Regions from separate parts of the Mus musculus genome. Here region 2 is linked to region 1. The links are chromatin loops, found by intact Hi-C in ENCODE. Cell type or tissue: left cerebral cortex. All regions are shown on one strand.

Region 1 (8,000 bases):
TTTGGGGATATTCTTTCCCCCAATAGAACCTTGAAAGTAATTCTGTAGTTCTTATATCATGTCTCTCATTTTAGATTATGGCTTTTTTGTGAAAGTTTACCCACTATATGTATACTTCTCAAAAGTTCAGGAAGATTTTACAGCCAGTGTTTTTAATGGACAAATAAGAATTATGGAAGGAATGCTAAATGTGTCCTGTTCTGTATTATGAGTGTGATTGAGGAATTGCTGATTCAGTGAGGTGCCGTTCCATTCCTCTCCCTCTGCTCTTGTCTGGCATCTGGGTTTCACATCATCACGTAGATGGGAAGAGTGTTAGCGTCTTCACAGATAGACACATTCAAAGCCTCGTTGCTTCTCCAGGCCCATAGCAGGACCTGGCTGTGATTTCTGAGAGCTTCCTAGGAGATTTGCCCAAGTGAAACCTGAGGGTCAGAAGGTCACCACCATTCTGGAGCTCCTAATATTTCCTAGCATGATCTTTTCTTTTTTTGGTTTTTTTTTTTTTTTTTTTTTTTTTTTTGGCTTTTCAAGACAGGGTTCCTCTGTGTAGCAGTGGCTGCCCTGGAACTCACTTTGTAGACCAGGCTGGCCTTGAACTCAGAAATCCACCTGCCTCTGCCTCCCAAGGTCTGGGATCCCCACCACTGCCCGGCGATCTTCGTCTTAGCTAATACCAGATCATTTTTAAGTAGCTATATTTAGCACCATGCTCCTCTTGTGTGGGTTGTTCTTTGCATATTTAGCTGATCAGACAGGTCATAGGTCACAGACTTCATAAACTCATCGAGCCCAGTACATTAAGAAAGCCTTTTTCACCTTTGCATTCTAAGACACATTTGTAGAGCTTCAGGCTTCAGGGGTGTCTTAGTCAGGGTTTCTATTCCTGGACAAAGCATCATGACCAAGAAGCAAGTTGGGGAGGTCAGGGTTTATTGGGCTTACACTTCCATACTGCTGTTCATCACCAAGGAAGTCAGGATTGGAACTCAAGCAGGTCAGAAAGCAGGAGCTGATGCAGAGGCCATGGAGGGATGTTCTTTACTGGCTTGCTCAGCCTGCTCTCTTTAAAATCAAGACTACCAGCCCAGAGATGGTCCCACCCACAAGGGGCCTTTCCCCCTTGATCACTAATTGAGAAAATGCCTTACAGTTGGATCTCATGGAGGCATTTCCTCAACTGAAGCTCCTTTCTCTGTGATAACTCCAGCTTGTGTCGAGTTGACACAAAACTAGCCAGTACAAGGGGTTTTTCTCCAGTGAGAGAATAAACAATAGAGAAGCGCTGACCTAGGTTACCCAATGTCTAGAGAGTCATGCTGAGAGAGAAGACCACACACTAGAAAGAAAAGACTGAAACAGTTTGTTCTCTGAGAACTCGTTTCACTCATATTTGTCTCTGTCTCAGTGAGCAATGTGATGTCTCGTACCCAGTAAAGCCCTAGATTGTGATGGGAAAGCATGGGCCAGAGTCCTGAGGGTAGAATTGTCTCCAGGTGCCCTCCCTGCTAATACAGAGTTGGAGGCTCCAGGCATTTTGTGTAGTATCTTTGAGAAATGTCTAGGCCTGCACAAAGCAGGTGATAATTGTATCTATCTTGATGGCTTGTTGGGGATTATGTCTCATCATGATGCATAGCACCCAGATAGAAATGAGCCGTATGAGGCAACTCCCAAGAGAAGCATTGCTAGTACAGATTTGGCTATTTTAGATATGAAACCTTAACTCTGTGATCGGAGAAAAGCTGTCTACCCTGGTAGATTGCTGTGATAAAACTTGATAAGATTCCGATTAGAGAAAAACAGCAATATTTGAGAGAATTATTAAGCCCATATATGTACACAAGTCTTGGTATGCAATTGAATATAAACATTCTGTACATTTGTTAATGTATTTCTGTGTTTTTGTTTGCTTGGTTTGGTTTTTTAAAGATAAAGTCCTGTTAGATGTCACAGCTGGCCCATTCACTGTCTTCCTGCCTCAGCCATCTGAATGCTGGAAGTTTAGGCATGTGCCACAATGCCTGTCCCTGAGTTTCTGTTTTCAAAATGTATGATCTTTTCTGTTTTCCTGGTGCATTTATATATTTTTTTAATTTTTTAAAGTTAAAGCTATATCTAATTTACTACAAAATATAGATATTACAGCATGTCTGTTCTTTGGCCATTTGAAAATAAGTGTTTGTCATGATGGACACAAGCTCCTTATGCTTTGATACATACTTCTTACAAGTGAGAGCCTCCCAGTAATTGTATATGCAGTTCAGGAAGTTAACATTGGTTCATTACTACCATCCAGTTTTAAGATCCATTCAAATTTCACCAAGTCACCTAGTGAGTTCTTGATAGCAGAATAATTCATGTTGACATTGTGTGATATCTTCAGCTATGTGTTTCTTCAGCCTGTAATAGAACTTTAGTTTTCCTTTGGCATTCACAACATTTAACTGTGTGTGTGTGTGTGTGTGTGTGTGTGTGTGTGTGTGTGTGTGTGTGAAGCTTTGGGTCTGTCTGATATTCTATCATGACTGGATTTCATGACAGGACATCACAGAAATGAGCTGTACTTCCCTTTCGCCTCCTCTCAGGTGACATATCCTTTCTATAGCCACTTGGCTGAGGTTGTGCTCATCGCTTGTTTGAGATTCTGTCTACCATAATTTGGATCTTAAGCATCCCTCAATGGCCCACATGCAAAGGCTTGGTCCCCAACCCACAGTACTCTCAGAATGTAGGAGGCAGGATTATTGGGACCCCAGTTCCTCTTCCTCATCTTCCTTCTGCTACTCTCTCTCCCCTCCTCTCTTTCTGCCTCTCCCCCACCATCATGGGATAAACAGATCTTTTTCATCACATGTTCCTGAAAATGCTGATTATGTTGCCTTGGCTCAAGCAATCCCAGTCTAGAAATGCTGGTCCATGGTCCAGACTAAACTTCCTTCATGCCGCCTCCCTCCTGTTGTTTTCTCACAGCAGTAGAAAGCTGATGAGTGTGCTGTCTATCGTGTTTTCACTACAAAGTTACTTCACCTTTTGATTTGTGTATATTTTGTGCTAAGTTCTTTTGTATTCTGTCTTTGTCTGTATTAACAGACACGTACATAACTGATGCTTCTAATTTCAGTTCAGTGCAGGGGCACAGTTTCTCTTTTCCTCTGAATGCATTAAATATGATTCTCATTATCTTAGTGTGTTACTATAATAAAACATGTAGGTATTATTTATTTTAATTATATATCCGTTGATATGGAACCTGTCTTGCATTGTTGCTTCTTCTGCCTCCCCCCATGAGTGAGTATGTTCCCCATTATGCTTGAAGTCTGACATGGACCAAATTACCCTTTATTCAGATTTACCTCTGTTGCTGTGATCAAATAGCTTGGAGTGTAAACAGTTTATTTCATCTGAAACGTTACAGCTTGTCATCAAAGGAAGCCAAAGCAGAAACTCAAAGCAGGAACCTGACCATGGGAACTGAAACAGACTATGGAAGGATGCTTCTTATTGGCTTGTCCAGCTTCCCTTAGACAGTCCGGGACCATCTGTTCAGGCTATAGGAATGGCCACCTTAGGATGCATCTTCCTACATCAACCATATATCAAAAATAATAAAATAAAATAAAATAAAATGTAAAAGCCCAGCAGTGGAAGCAGGGGCTGTCTCTGACTCTTTCTACCTTCAGGAGCTCTTTCCTCCTACTGGTTGCCTCATCTAGCCTTAATAGGAGAGGAGGTGCCTAGTCATAGAGCGGGCTGGTTGAAGGAGGCCTGCCTTTTTCTGAAGAGAAAAGGAAGAGGAGAAGTGGGTTGGGGAAGGAACTGAGAAAAGGAAGAGAGGAAGGAGGGGAACCTACAGTTAGGATGTTATAAAACTAACTAACTAACTAACTAATTGAATTAATGAGTTTAAAAGTCCCACAGACACTCCAAGGCCAATCTGATCTAGGCAATTACTCAGTTGAGGTTCCTCTTCCTAGGTGACTATAATTTGTGTTAAGTTGACCAAAGAAGCCAGAATGCCCTTCTGTGTAGTCCTCGATGCTCTGCACCACTGTAGTGCTCCCTCTTCACCTCAGGTCAGTCATGCTGTCCTCACTCCAACCTTCTGAAGGTATTCAGGTTTCTGAAGGTCTCCAGATTCAATAAGTACTCCATTAATATCAGTATCTACTCTGTCATTCCTTTCTCATCACCCTGAAAAAAAAAAAAAAACCCAGTTTCTTAACTGAGATGCATCAAGGTTATTTATGATCTAGTTCTTAAACTTGTTCAGCTTCATCTCTTTCAGTTTCCCCCAATATCCGGTGCTTCAGCCTTCCTGAATAGTATTGTGCCTGTATGTGCCTCAGCATCTGTCTTTCTAATCTCCTACCCTTTTTGACTCCATGCAACACTGCATCACTTCCTCCTTGATGCCTCCTGAAGCCCCCAGCTTCAACCCTTTGCTAGCATCCCTGCCTTGCCCTTCCATTTAAGCACATACTCACTGCAACAGGATCACCTAGCATTCATTTACTTGTTTGCTTCCTGCTTGTGGCAGTGTGTCTGTCTCTCCATGGGGGAAAGCCTGGGATGTTCTGGTGAGGTTTGGGGAAGTTGCTTTTGTCCTTGTTTGTTGCTGTTGCTATCATTTTAACACGTTTCATTTCTTAGTAGTTTTTGAGAGCTGGATTGCTATGCATATTTTCTTGTGTCCTTACCCATATGTGATTAAATAACAGAGTCAAGAAACCCAAATAAGGGCTTCCCCTCTTCTGCTGGCCTAATTTCATTCTTTGATATCTACTTAGTAAAAACTTTTGTTCACTCAGAAACTTGAATCCACACTCTGGCGTGAATTAGAAACGTTAAGCTGTTAATAACTTCCCTGGAGAATTATGACTTGAAAGAATGCTTTGCTACTTTTATCATCAGTTATGCATCGTGAAATGTCACAATTTCTCTTCAGAATTTCTTTATAAGCACAAAGCTGCAAATGTTCATCAATTGATCTATCTCAAGCCCCTATTAGCTTAGAAATGAGAGGAACATTCTTTAGTAATCCAGGCCAATGAGAACTCCTAACTCAATTTATACTTCTAAATCTGGCATCAGCATTTCTATAATTAGTAAAGTTCTAGCAAATCCACCTACTCAAGATCTCTGCTAAGTCCAACATTTATAGTGGTTCATTACAGAGCTATTAATATCATAGTCTTTCCTCATATGAATATTTCTACTCTCCATAATTCACTGCAGGGACATTTTTGCTCTGTTCTTCCTCTTTTGGACCTTGCATTTCCTTTCTGATTCACACGGTCCTCAGTACGTGACAAAGAGTTTTCAAAGCAAATTTGGACTAGGAGAATCATGCAGAGGAAAAGCATTGCAGCAGGAGTCAGCAACACTGGATTTGGGTTTCTGCCCTGTGACTCACTCGCTCTGTACATAGCATAATCCACTTTCTTTATCTTAGTGTCTGTGAATCTGTGGGTGTTGGAATCAATGGTTACAAGCCTTTTCTTTTTAATATAAAACAGAATAATAATAGCTCGAGGTGAAGTGGTGGCCAGGTCCAGGAAGCCTGTCCATTGTTGCCCTGGGCTGCTCTGAGCAAACTCAAGAGAGGTGCAGACTCTAGTTCTCCATAGAGTATAGGGTGCAGCCTCTAAGGCTGTTCTTACCTTCATATTTTCTAAGTTTGTCTTTAGTGAACTCCCATCAACAGCAAGGAAGGTGTCCAGTCTCTCCACATCCTCACCAGTATTTGGTATTTTCTGGGCCGTTGCTTTTAAATACAGAAGTTGTCCTCATGGGTGTTTGATGGCACCCACTGTGTTTTGGGTTACTAACAACTTCTCATGAGCTCACTGGCCATTTGTTCATCTTATTTGGGTAAAAGTCTACTCAAATTCTTTGCACATTTTAACATCAGATTGTTTATTGTCTTGTTGAGTTTCAGGGGTTCTGTATGTGTTCTGGATATTAACTTGTGATAAAAATATGGTGTAGATGGTGTGGTTGTACATATCTTTAGTCCCAGCACTGGGGAGATAGAAGCAAGCAGATCTCTGTGAGTTCAGTATCAGCCTGGTCTACATAGTGAGTTCAAAGCCAGCCAGAGTTACACGATAAGACACATACATACATGCATACATACACACACATACACACATGAGACATGTGCATGCATATATATATCTCAGATGTTTTCTCTCACCTGCCGTTTTACTGCTAATCCTGATTTTTTTCATAAAGTCTGATTTATCAGTTTTTCTTTAGTTGTCTATATACTTATTTACAATTCCTAAACTTTACATAGTCTTCATTTTATGCAGCCTCCTAGCCCAGTGTGATCTCCTTCCTGCTTTTTCTCTTAAGTCACAGGGCTCACCCTGTTACTCTTCAGTTCCTTGTATTATGTTTGCCTCTGTTTTCTTTTCTTTAGTTGCTAGTTGTCTTAGCCAGTGCTTCTGAGACTTTAATGTGCATCAAATGTCCTAGCTGGTGCTTAGTTTGAATAGCATGGCTCCACGCTTCACCATCTATCCATATGGGTTTCAATACCTATGCTGTTCACAAAAGTTACATCACACCCTTATTTCTTGTTTCTGGGCTGTTCCTCTGTCTCTAGATGTTTGGAATTGAAATCCTGAAATCGAAAGAGGTATGAAAGCAGTTAGTGCTTATAACTTCCCTCAGGCTGGGAAAGCCAGATCTCTGCTCAATGGTTTTGTTTCTTTGTTTATTTTTGGTTTTTAAACCACTTTTGAAGCTTTTCTTGGAATACACATTACTCTTCTGTTTGCATTATCTCTCTCAAGGAAAAAAAAAGGCATAATAGAGTGAGGGTTGGACAAGAAAGAGCCTAAGGAGGTGACTCTGTATTCGCAGAGACTGAGTGAGTTCTTCAACCTTTTCGTAGGCCTTTGTCCACTTATGTTGTCCTGTCTTTGTAAGGACTCTCACTGAAAGCAAAGAATACTTTTCTCATTTCATGTTCTCTCTCTCTCTCTCTCTCTCTCTCTCTCTCACTGAATATTTCCATTTCTGGGGTGGGGGTCTTCATTATTTGACAGTGTGTCACAAACAAGTCAAGTCATAGATGAGCAAAGCCATACGAAAGCCATAGGAAACCGCATAGAATGTTGTTTAGAAGTTTGTTAGTACAAGAAAATCAAGAAGAGGGAAGACCAATGGGTGGATACTTCATTCCTCCTTAGAATAGGGACTTTGTTGTCCATGAAAGGAGTTACAGAGACAAAGTTTGGAGCTAAGATGAAAGGATGGACTATCCAGAGACTATCCCACCCAGGGATCCATCCCATAATCAGCCATCAAACTCAGACACTATTGCATATGCATATGCCAGCAAGATTTTGCTGAAGGGACCCAGTTACAGCTGTCTCGTATGAGGCTATGCCAGTGCCTGACAAATACAGAAGTGGATGCTCACAGTCAGCTATAAGATGGAACACAGGGTCCCCAATGGAGAAACTAGAGAAAGCACCCAAGGAGCTGAAGGGGTCTGCAACCCTATAGGTGGAACATCAATATGAACTAACCAGTACCCCCAGAGCTCGTGTCTCTAGCTGCATATGTAGCAGAAGATGGCCTAGTTGGCCATCATTGGGAAGAGAGGCCCCTTGGTCTTGCAAACGTTATATGCCCCAGTACAGAGGAACGCCAGGGCCAAGAAGTGGGAGTGGGTGGGTAAGGGAGCAGGGTAGGGAAGCAGGGCCGGGGGAGGGTATAGGGAACTTTCGGGCTAGCATTTGAAATGTATATAAAGGAAATATCTAATAAAAAAAAAGAAGTTTGTTAGCTTTAAGAAGACAGGTTAAATTAAAAATGGCAAAAATTATTGCCCTTGCCTTTGTGTGCTGTGAGGTTTGCATATTCAGTCGTGTATACACCTGTTTCTCCTTATTCTGAGGGATAATCCAAACTCAGATCAAATATTCCAATTGATTTATGTTGGAAAGCCAAGTTAATGATTAACATCCTTCTCTGCTGACTTC
Region 2 (8,000 bases), 180 kb before region 1:
CTTTACAAAGCAGAAATTTTTGTCTGTGTATCTTTTCTAACTAGGGCAGAAACTGATACATAGTGTAAATCCAATAAAAATGAGTTGAATGACCGAAAAGAACGGGTGATATACATGCTATAAAAAATAAGGACTTAAAGTATAATTAATGCAGATCTGTAAACTGAACATATAAAAAAGAATCATGTATTTTCATATCTTTCCTTAGACCAGATTTGATTTCTCTTTTCGTTGTAACATGAAACCGTTTTTAAAGACAGGGAGGGTTTCGTGTAGCACAGACTGGCTTTAAACTCCTTGTGTGGCTGAGGATGACCCTGCTGTCGGTTTTTTTTCTTTCTTTTTTTCTTTCTTTCTCCCATTTCCCAAGTGCTGGATTCCAGGCATGTGCCATCATGCTTGATACAACATGAAACCTCATGAAACTTTAGACAGGATAATGATAAACACAGATGGGCATTACAAAATGTCAGCTGGATGAATGAAGGAGTTTTAAGAATTATTACTACATGGAGCTTACTACACATAGAAAACTAAAATTAAAAAAAAGGCTCATTGATTGAATTATCAGTGTCTGGCACTCAGCAGTATATAAAGTGAGTTGGACTTGGATGCCTTCCAAAAAGGCTTAGTGAAGCATTTACTTCTAAAGTAATTCTATAGTACAGGCATGATGTCTAGGCTGGCTACATTAAATGCAGGAATACAATGAGAGTAATGGAGTAATGAAGATGCTACTTTTAGATTTGAAGATCTTTAGTTATTCTTTACCAGTGTCCAAGATAAACAGTGAATATACAGAGACTACAAATTTCCACATGGAATTTACACAAAAAGGCACTAGTATTGGTCTCTTAGAGAGAATGATAGGAAGGAAACAAAGTCTGGGCCTTCTGGGTTTCAGCCTTCATTTTGCCTTTGACTGGCTGTGTGATCAGAAGTGACCTGTTTAAGCTCTTGGTCACCTCATATGCAAATGTGAGTGAGGGTGGACTGAAAAGATCCAAAGGTTCCCTAAGTGATAGTGTAAGGTTATTTGATGCTGATATACAGTGTGAGTAAAATGCTCTTAAAAGATGCATACCGTAATCTCTCCAATTTAGAAATATCTTGTATACAGCAAAGGAGAACTTAGGTAGTGAATAGCCAATAAGATATAATAAGAGAAGGAGATTATCTTGAGTTATTTAGCTGGGATCAGTGTAATACAAGGGTTCTTATAGTGCACATGGAATGAGTTAGGCTGATGCTATGTGAGAAAGACTTAACCAACTACTGTTTGCTACTAAGATGAAGGGGACCTGACTAAAAAAGTAACAGAGAAGCTATAAACATTAAGAAAACATCTCCCAGAAAGGAACCTCACCTACTGACTCCTTGATTTTAGTTTAGTGATTACTAAGCAAGACTTATGACCTCCAGAGCTATAATAATATTAAGGCAATCAAATCTATGGCAAATTGTTTCAGCAGTAGTAGGAAACTAATATAACCATGACACATATTTTACAAACAAAGCCAGACCAATTTTATTCAGGGTTCTGAATAAAAACAAGGTATATATATAAAAAAACCCAAACAGATCATGAAAACTTTTTAAGAAAAATCTATGGAAATTAGTAGTCTAGGGAAGAGTTTTTAATTAGTGACTCATATGAAAAATATTAACTCAAATATTTTATAAGAAAATGACAAGGGAAATTAGGACATTTATCCATAATGTAAGTTTCTAGGCCCTGGCTTACTTATCTATAAACTGAGGGGCTAGGATTAATAGCCCGTAAAATTTCTCTACTTCTGAAATTTTAAAATTCTGACATCATAAAATTAGCCTTTGCCTCTGGGTATCCCTCATCCCCTGAAGTCTGAAGACTAACCACCTTAAGAGACATTAGGCTGTCTTTAGTGTGTGATGGTTAAGCTTCTCAGAAGGTGGTGGACTGAGCCCAGGACTTGGCCCATGCTGAACATGTACCTGACAACTGAGTAACAACCCCTAACTTTGTATGTTCTTGATGGAACTATTTCTAAAGTGAAATATTCTCCCTGTGTTTTAAAAAAAGATTTATTTTATATATGTGAGTATACTACGCTGTCGCTGTCTTCAGTCACAGCAGAAGAGGGCATCGAATCCCACTTCAGATGGTTGTGAGCCACCATGTGGTTGCTGGGAATTGAACTCAGAACCTCTGGAAGAGCAGTCAGTGCTCATCCATCTGCTCAGCCACCGCATTCCCTACTTTGATCTAAAACAAACACCACATTCTACCTTTTCTTCAAGAACTGCCACTGGGATTAAGTTAGTTAGGATGGACTGGAGACAGCCTACACACAGGGACTTATGGACAGGTTAGTCTGCAGCATTCCTTATCTGGGAGATCAGAATGACGAGACCCTTTGCATATGCTCGGCCTAGGGAGTGGCATGATTACAAGGTGGCCCTGTTGAAGTAGGTGTGTCACTGTGGGTGTGGGCTTTAAGACCCTTATCCTAGCTGCCTGGAAGTCAGTATTCTGCTAGCAGCCTTCAGAGGAAACTGTAGAACTCTCAGCACCTCCTGCACCATGCTGTCTGGATGCTGCCATGCTCCCTCCTTGATGATAATGGACTGAACCTCTGAACTGTAAGCCAGCCCCAAATAAATGTTGTCCTTTATAAGAGTTGCCTTGGTCATGGTGTCTGTTCACAGCAATAAAATCCTAATGAAGACAAAGGACTTTTCACACTTCCAAATGTGACCTGCCAAACTTAAATCTTTACTATCTGGAGCTTTACAGAAAGATGTGCTGACATCTTCCCCTAGAAAAATACACATAAGCCTCCTCACCAAAGGTCTCCAGCTATATTGTCTTCCAGTACAGAAAATCATGCCTGCCTCAGCGTAACTTAGGACAAGGTAGCAGCTCAAACATTTCTGAAAAAGGAAAATTTAGAATTTAGAGACAGACTTGGGGCTGTAAGCCTGTAATCCCAGCTACAGCAAGATAGCATGGTCAAGTGCCTAACTTACATGGTACAAGTTCAGCATGGGGAACTTAGTGAGATTCTGTCTCAAATAATAAAATTAAAAGCTATAAGTGTAGTTTAGTAGTAAAGTATTTACTAGCCATGCAACGGACCTGAGTTCAATATCTAGCACCACACACAAAATTATATAAACTTTAATTATTTGTAGCTCTTCTGTTATTGCTTCATTTAAAAAAATCATTTTTTTACTTTTAACTCTGTGTGTAGGAAAGCAATGCACTTGGAGGTGTGGGACCCTTTAGATGGGAGTTACAGGTGGTTTTTATCCAATGCTCTTAACTGTTGAGGCCATTTCTGTAGTCCCTACAACATATCAGGGTTTTTGTCAATTAACTTGCCTCTCCCAGTCTCCTTTTTCTTTCTTTCTTTTCTTTTTCTTTTTTTTTTTTTGTTTTTTTCGAGACAGGGTTTCTCTGTGTAGCCCTGGCTGTCCTGGAGCTTACTTTGTAGACCAGGCTGGCCTGGAACTCAGAAATCCGCCTGCCTCTGCCTCCCAAGTGCTGGGATTAAAGGCGTGCATCACCACGCCCGGCCCCAGTCTCCTTTTTAATTCCATCTTTTCTGTTGTGTTTGGTAATTTGAAAGCATAGACTTATTTATTCTATCTATCTATCTATCTATCTATCTATCTATTGTGTACACACTCATGCATCACATATGTAGTGTCCTTCCACCATACTGGGCTCCAGGAACTGAAGGGCATTAGGCTTTAGTCAAGCACCTTTACCTCATAGCCATCTTGATGAATCTGATAACAATTTATAATGTTTTAAGCAAGATTAAGTTAGATATATGAGGCCCCTGGAGCTGTTTTTAAAGTAGATATAGGTAGTTTGGTGAAAGGGTTTGGTTGTTTTGATTACCCCAAGGCCTTATTTCAAAGTTCTCTGCTATCTTTTGGAAAAATAGTTTAGGGACCGATGACACTAAGTTGCTGGGAAATATGGTTATTAACATAAACAGAATTATATGGCCTGAGTTTTTTGGAATACCTGAACTATTTTTTTTTCTACAATGTATATTGCTTATCTGCTTGGAAAGCTGTTTTCATAAAAACAGACGACAAAGCAGAAGGATCTTCCCTACAACCTCTCTGACCTAACTCAACTATTCTCATTTAGCACTATTTGGTCAGGTTTTTAGTGGCTGTAATTGTCATGTTTGTGTGTGTGTGTGTGTGTTTTAAATTTTGAATTCACACTTAGGTTCACCACAAAGGTTGGCCCATGGTTACATTTCCACATAAAAGTAAACTGTAAATATGGAACACTGCAGGAATGCCAACATGAGTGAAAAGGTGTTTGCCTCAGTGCCTTCTTTCACGTGTTCAATCCAGTAATACCCAGTTGGGTCTGGTGGACAAAACACTTCTTGTGCTCTCAACCCTGTGAAGTAGGTACATCATGTTCTCAGAGGTTAAAATGTCATGGGGCAGCCTGGCCAAGGAAACAGGTGCAGGTGTTTGGGGGCGCCCGTAGGTGGGGGTGTCTATCAAAGCTTTCATTCAGTCCCCCCACCCCCCATCCCTGTCCCTTCCTCTGTCATTGACCTCCACAAACTTGAATTCTGCCTTTTCACCTCAGAAGTCGTGCTTGGAAACCTGAAGCTTTCAGGAAAGTTCCAATGGTGGGTGCCCACCGATCCGAGGCCCGGGCATCCACAGTGTGGCTCGCCCTCCCGAGACCTTGCGCTGCGGCCCCGCACTAACCTGACCAGGTCGGTCATGCAGGAACCCACCACTACCACCGCTGCTGCCTCCTCCTCCTGCCAGGGCCTCCCGGGCTCCCCACACGCCGCCATTACTAATCCTGCTCAACCCTGACGCTGCCCTTTGCCCTTTGCCTGACCCCGTAACCAGGGACGCCGCCCCGTCCTCCTTAACGACGCGGGCGTTCCACCCGCCTGTGCCGGTCGCCCTCCCAAATGCCCGAAATCTCTCCGGCCTTTGGCTAGTCCTGATCCCTCTGGGACCGGTGTTCCTGCCCCGCCTCACAAGCACAGGGCCCGGCCGCCACGGCGAGAATGACAGAGCGCGCCAAGCACTAGGCCAGAGCTCCCGGGAACCTTCAGGCGCTACCCGGTCGCCTTCCTCAGCTTCCGGCTTCTCGGCGCGGGGACGCGCACGCCCGGCCGGCTCCGGAGAGGGCGGGACGTCCGGGGGAGCGCGCACGCATCCGGCCCGCGGTTCGCGCGCAGGTCGGTGCGTCGGTCGGGGGCGCGCTCGGGTAACCTGTACCCCGTCTAGTCGCCGGTTACTGATCGGACTTAAGTTCCAGGTACCTGGACCCGGGCTGGTGCGGGGAGGTTGGATCTCAGTCGCACAGGTGGCGCAGAGAGCCATGTTTGAGTATGGCCAGAGAGCTAGCCTCTTCAAGAGAAGGCCCGCGTTCCAAAGATGCCCCGCTCGCCCCACAGCACGCGGATTCCCTCAAGAGCCGCCCCCAAGATCTGAGGCTTCTCTTTCTCCACGTATCTCGTTCAGTCCTGGTTTCTGATGAAGCCCGCCTCTTTTTGCACTTGATGAGGGCATCATACAATTTGGGAGAAAGGGTTGGATCCCTTTAGATTCTCCTCAGAATGGGTGGACATTCTTTGGATCGGAACCAATTCGCTCTCCCCGCCCCTCCCTGATGTTGCCCAGTGGAGAAATTGCTCCCCCACAGTAACTTCCCTCGTGCGCCATATGACGTGGACGTGATGCAGCAGGAGGCCACCCCTTTCCGTTCCATGACGTCAACGGGGGCACATGTTTCCGTGTTTGTCATCCTCTCCTAATTGCGAGAGCCTAGATGGTGCTTTATACGTCTTTGTGTTCCCCAGACAGCCTGCCCACTAAAAGACCTCATGTGACCTTATCTTGCGGCAGCAGATTTTTTTATAAAAATTATATATTTGCATCTTCCGTCTGCAATACATCAAAATCAGGAAATACAAATTGCAAAACAAGCATTCAAGAGAGGCAGGTCACCAAAATTTCCTGCTTCTCTGGAATCAGTTATAATGGTGCCATATGTAAAGGAGAGGTGTGTGTTTCTAATCCATATCCCTGCATATTGTACCAAAGAATCATCTTTTTTTTTTTTTTTCTCTTCAAATTCCTGATTTTGGAGTCAGTATAGTTTTTTTTTTTTTTAACTTTCATTTGTTAGTGAAGTCACACTTACTGAAACATCTTGAAGCTGCACAAAACCTTGCACTGTCAAAAACTTGTATTATAGCTGCTGTTCTGGAGATAAAGACAGAAATCCATTCCCTCAGGTGTGATCCTAACGTCTTGACAGTTGCTGAAGTGGAATGGGTTTTCATAATCACTAGTGTGGTTTGGCGTCTGGAGAAGGTTGTTTCCTTTGGCATTTAATTAGTGAATCATTCAGGCTAGTACCAACACTGGATCAGCAGGAGCCTAGTTGGTGTCTAGCTGTAAAGCAATCATGTGTATAAATTCGTGACTTTGTCTTTATATTTACCGAAGTGTATGCTTTAAAAATTCACCTTGGTGCTTTCTTTAGTGGCCATTGTAATTAATGCTTGAGAAGAGGATAGGAATAGTGGAATTTGAGAGAGCTCTGGACCTGAATTTCAGTCCTTCTGTTTGTTCTTTATGTGACATTAAATAAGTAACTTGATTTGGCTGGTCTTTAGCTTTTGTATTTACAAAATGGAAACAGTATTCATTAAGAAACTGTGTGTGTGTGTGGGGGGGGAGTGGATGTTTGTGCAGAGAGGTGAGTAACAGAGATCATGTGTGAGGTGTTAGTTTGATTTCTCTTTCTTGGAGAAATTTGGTGTAAATTAGATACTCTGAGGAAAAAAACAAACCATGGAACAGTTTTTTTTTTTTTTTTTTTGTCATAAGATATCCTTCTGCTTGCTTCTCAGATGACTCTGTGTGTTTTGAATGTGAAGTAAATGAGCATCCCCCTCCAGGAACTGTGACATAGTGGGCAGACATCAGGCAGGACTGTGGAGTTTAGAAAAGTCTTCAAAGTGATAGTGTGGGTGAGCCTACTGTCCAGAAACAGTTACCCAAGTCACCTGGAATGTGGGAATTAGAAACATGCCTTATACCAGACTGTGAAGATGAATGGCAAGGCTGCATATGGAAGTGACTTATAAGTCATGCCATGCTATAAGATATATGTATTTTTATGATAGATACTATATATAGGAAAGGAGACATTTGCTCATGTTAGATGTATTAGAATGTATGGGGAGGCCAGCTCCCAAGAGTCAGAAGACAACCATGTAGAGACTAAAGTATACTGTGTAAAGCTTAAGCACCTCACAAATATTTCGGGGGGGGGCATCATGGTGTCACTGTGTGTGTGTGTGTGTGTGTGTGTGTAACTACAATGATAAAGCAAACATTCAGTTTAGCAGAGCTTATAAATTCTTATGTGGCACAGTGCTTAGAAACCAGAACAGCAGGTACTCATAATTGTACCTGGATGGGAATGAATTTGCTTTCATTGTGGGATTAATCTTTCAGATGGAGAGAGACAGTAGTCATTTGAATTGACTTATTCACCTCTAAAGCAGTAGCTTTCACCTATTAGGAGTTCGTGCACACTCTCCTGCAGCTCCGTGAACATCCAAATCACATACGTGTGATTTATTGCTTTTGTATTATCAAGTGTAAAGACTTCGCAGTGCCAGAAAATCAAAGACTGAAAAGATTCAATTTGTCTTTGTTGCTTAATATCTGGACACGCATAAATCTCTGCCCTATGTTTTTATAATTTAAGTGTCAAGTACCTTTATCCCCCAGATTTAGCTGTATTTAACCCCTATGATTTGTGTGCATGTGTGTACATGGTATGTCTGTGTATAGAGTATGCATATATATGTGTGTGTGTACATGATTTGGAGAGAGGATAGTGTTGAGTATCTTCCTCTATCGTCCTTGACCTTAGATTAGAGAGAGGGTCTCTCACTGACTTTGGGCTTCACGGTTTTGGCTAGACTGGTGAGCCC

The links. A loop is a pair of places that touch in the nucleus more often than their neighbours do. Peaks named below come from ENCODE experiments on the same cell type or tissue, not always from the same donor. Only the 100,000 strongest peaks of a DNase experiment are listed, where the experiment ranks them.
Region 2: a loop joins it to region 1, with 2.6 times the contacts of the local background. A loop is called at or near these places in 7 of 42 quality-filtered maps.

What each region holds. Positions count from the first base shown.
Region 1 is chr5:31,877,170-31,885,169 of GRCm38, forward strand. All of the region lies in intron 6 of Babam2 (BRISC and BRCA1 A complex member 2), which reads left to right. Among named protein-coding and RNA genes, the nearest start is that of Gm52770, 120 kb to the right of the region's middle. In left cerebral cortex, no CTCF peak of the experiment used is centred here; DNase peaks (open chromatin) are centred at 4,591, 4,959 and 5,349; H3K27ac peaks cover 1,416 bases.
Region 2 is chr5:31,692,776-31,700,775 of GRCm38, forward strand. It overlaps Rbks (ribokinase), which reads right to left and starts at 4,835. Exons shown (of 8, transcript NM_153196.1): 1 at 4,735-4,835. The coding sequence starts at 4,826. It overlaps Babam2 (BRISC and BRCA1 A complex member 2), which reads left to right and starts at 5,275. Exons shown (of 12, transcript NM_144541.1): 1 at 5,275-5,302. In left cerebral cortex, no CTCF peak of the experiment used is centred here; DNase peaks (open chromatin) are centred at 4,903, 5,218, 5,424 and 5,704; H3K4me3 peaks cover 1,895 bases; H3K27ac peaks cover 1,740 bases.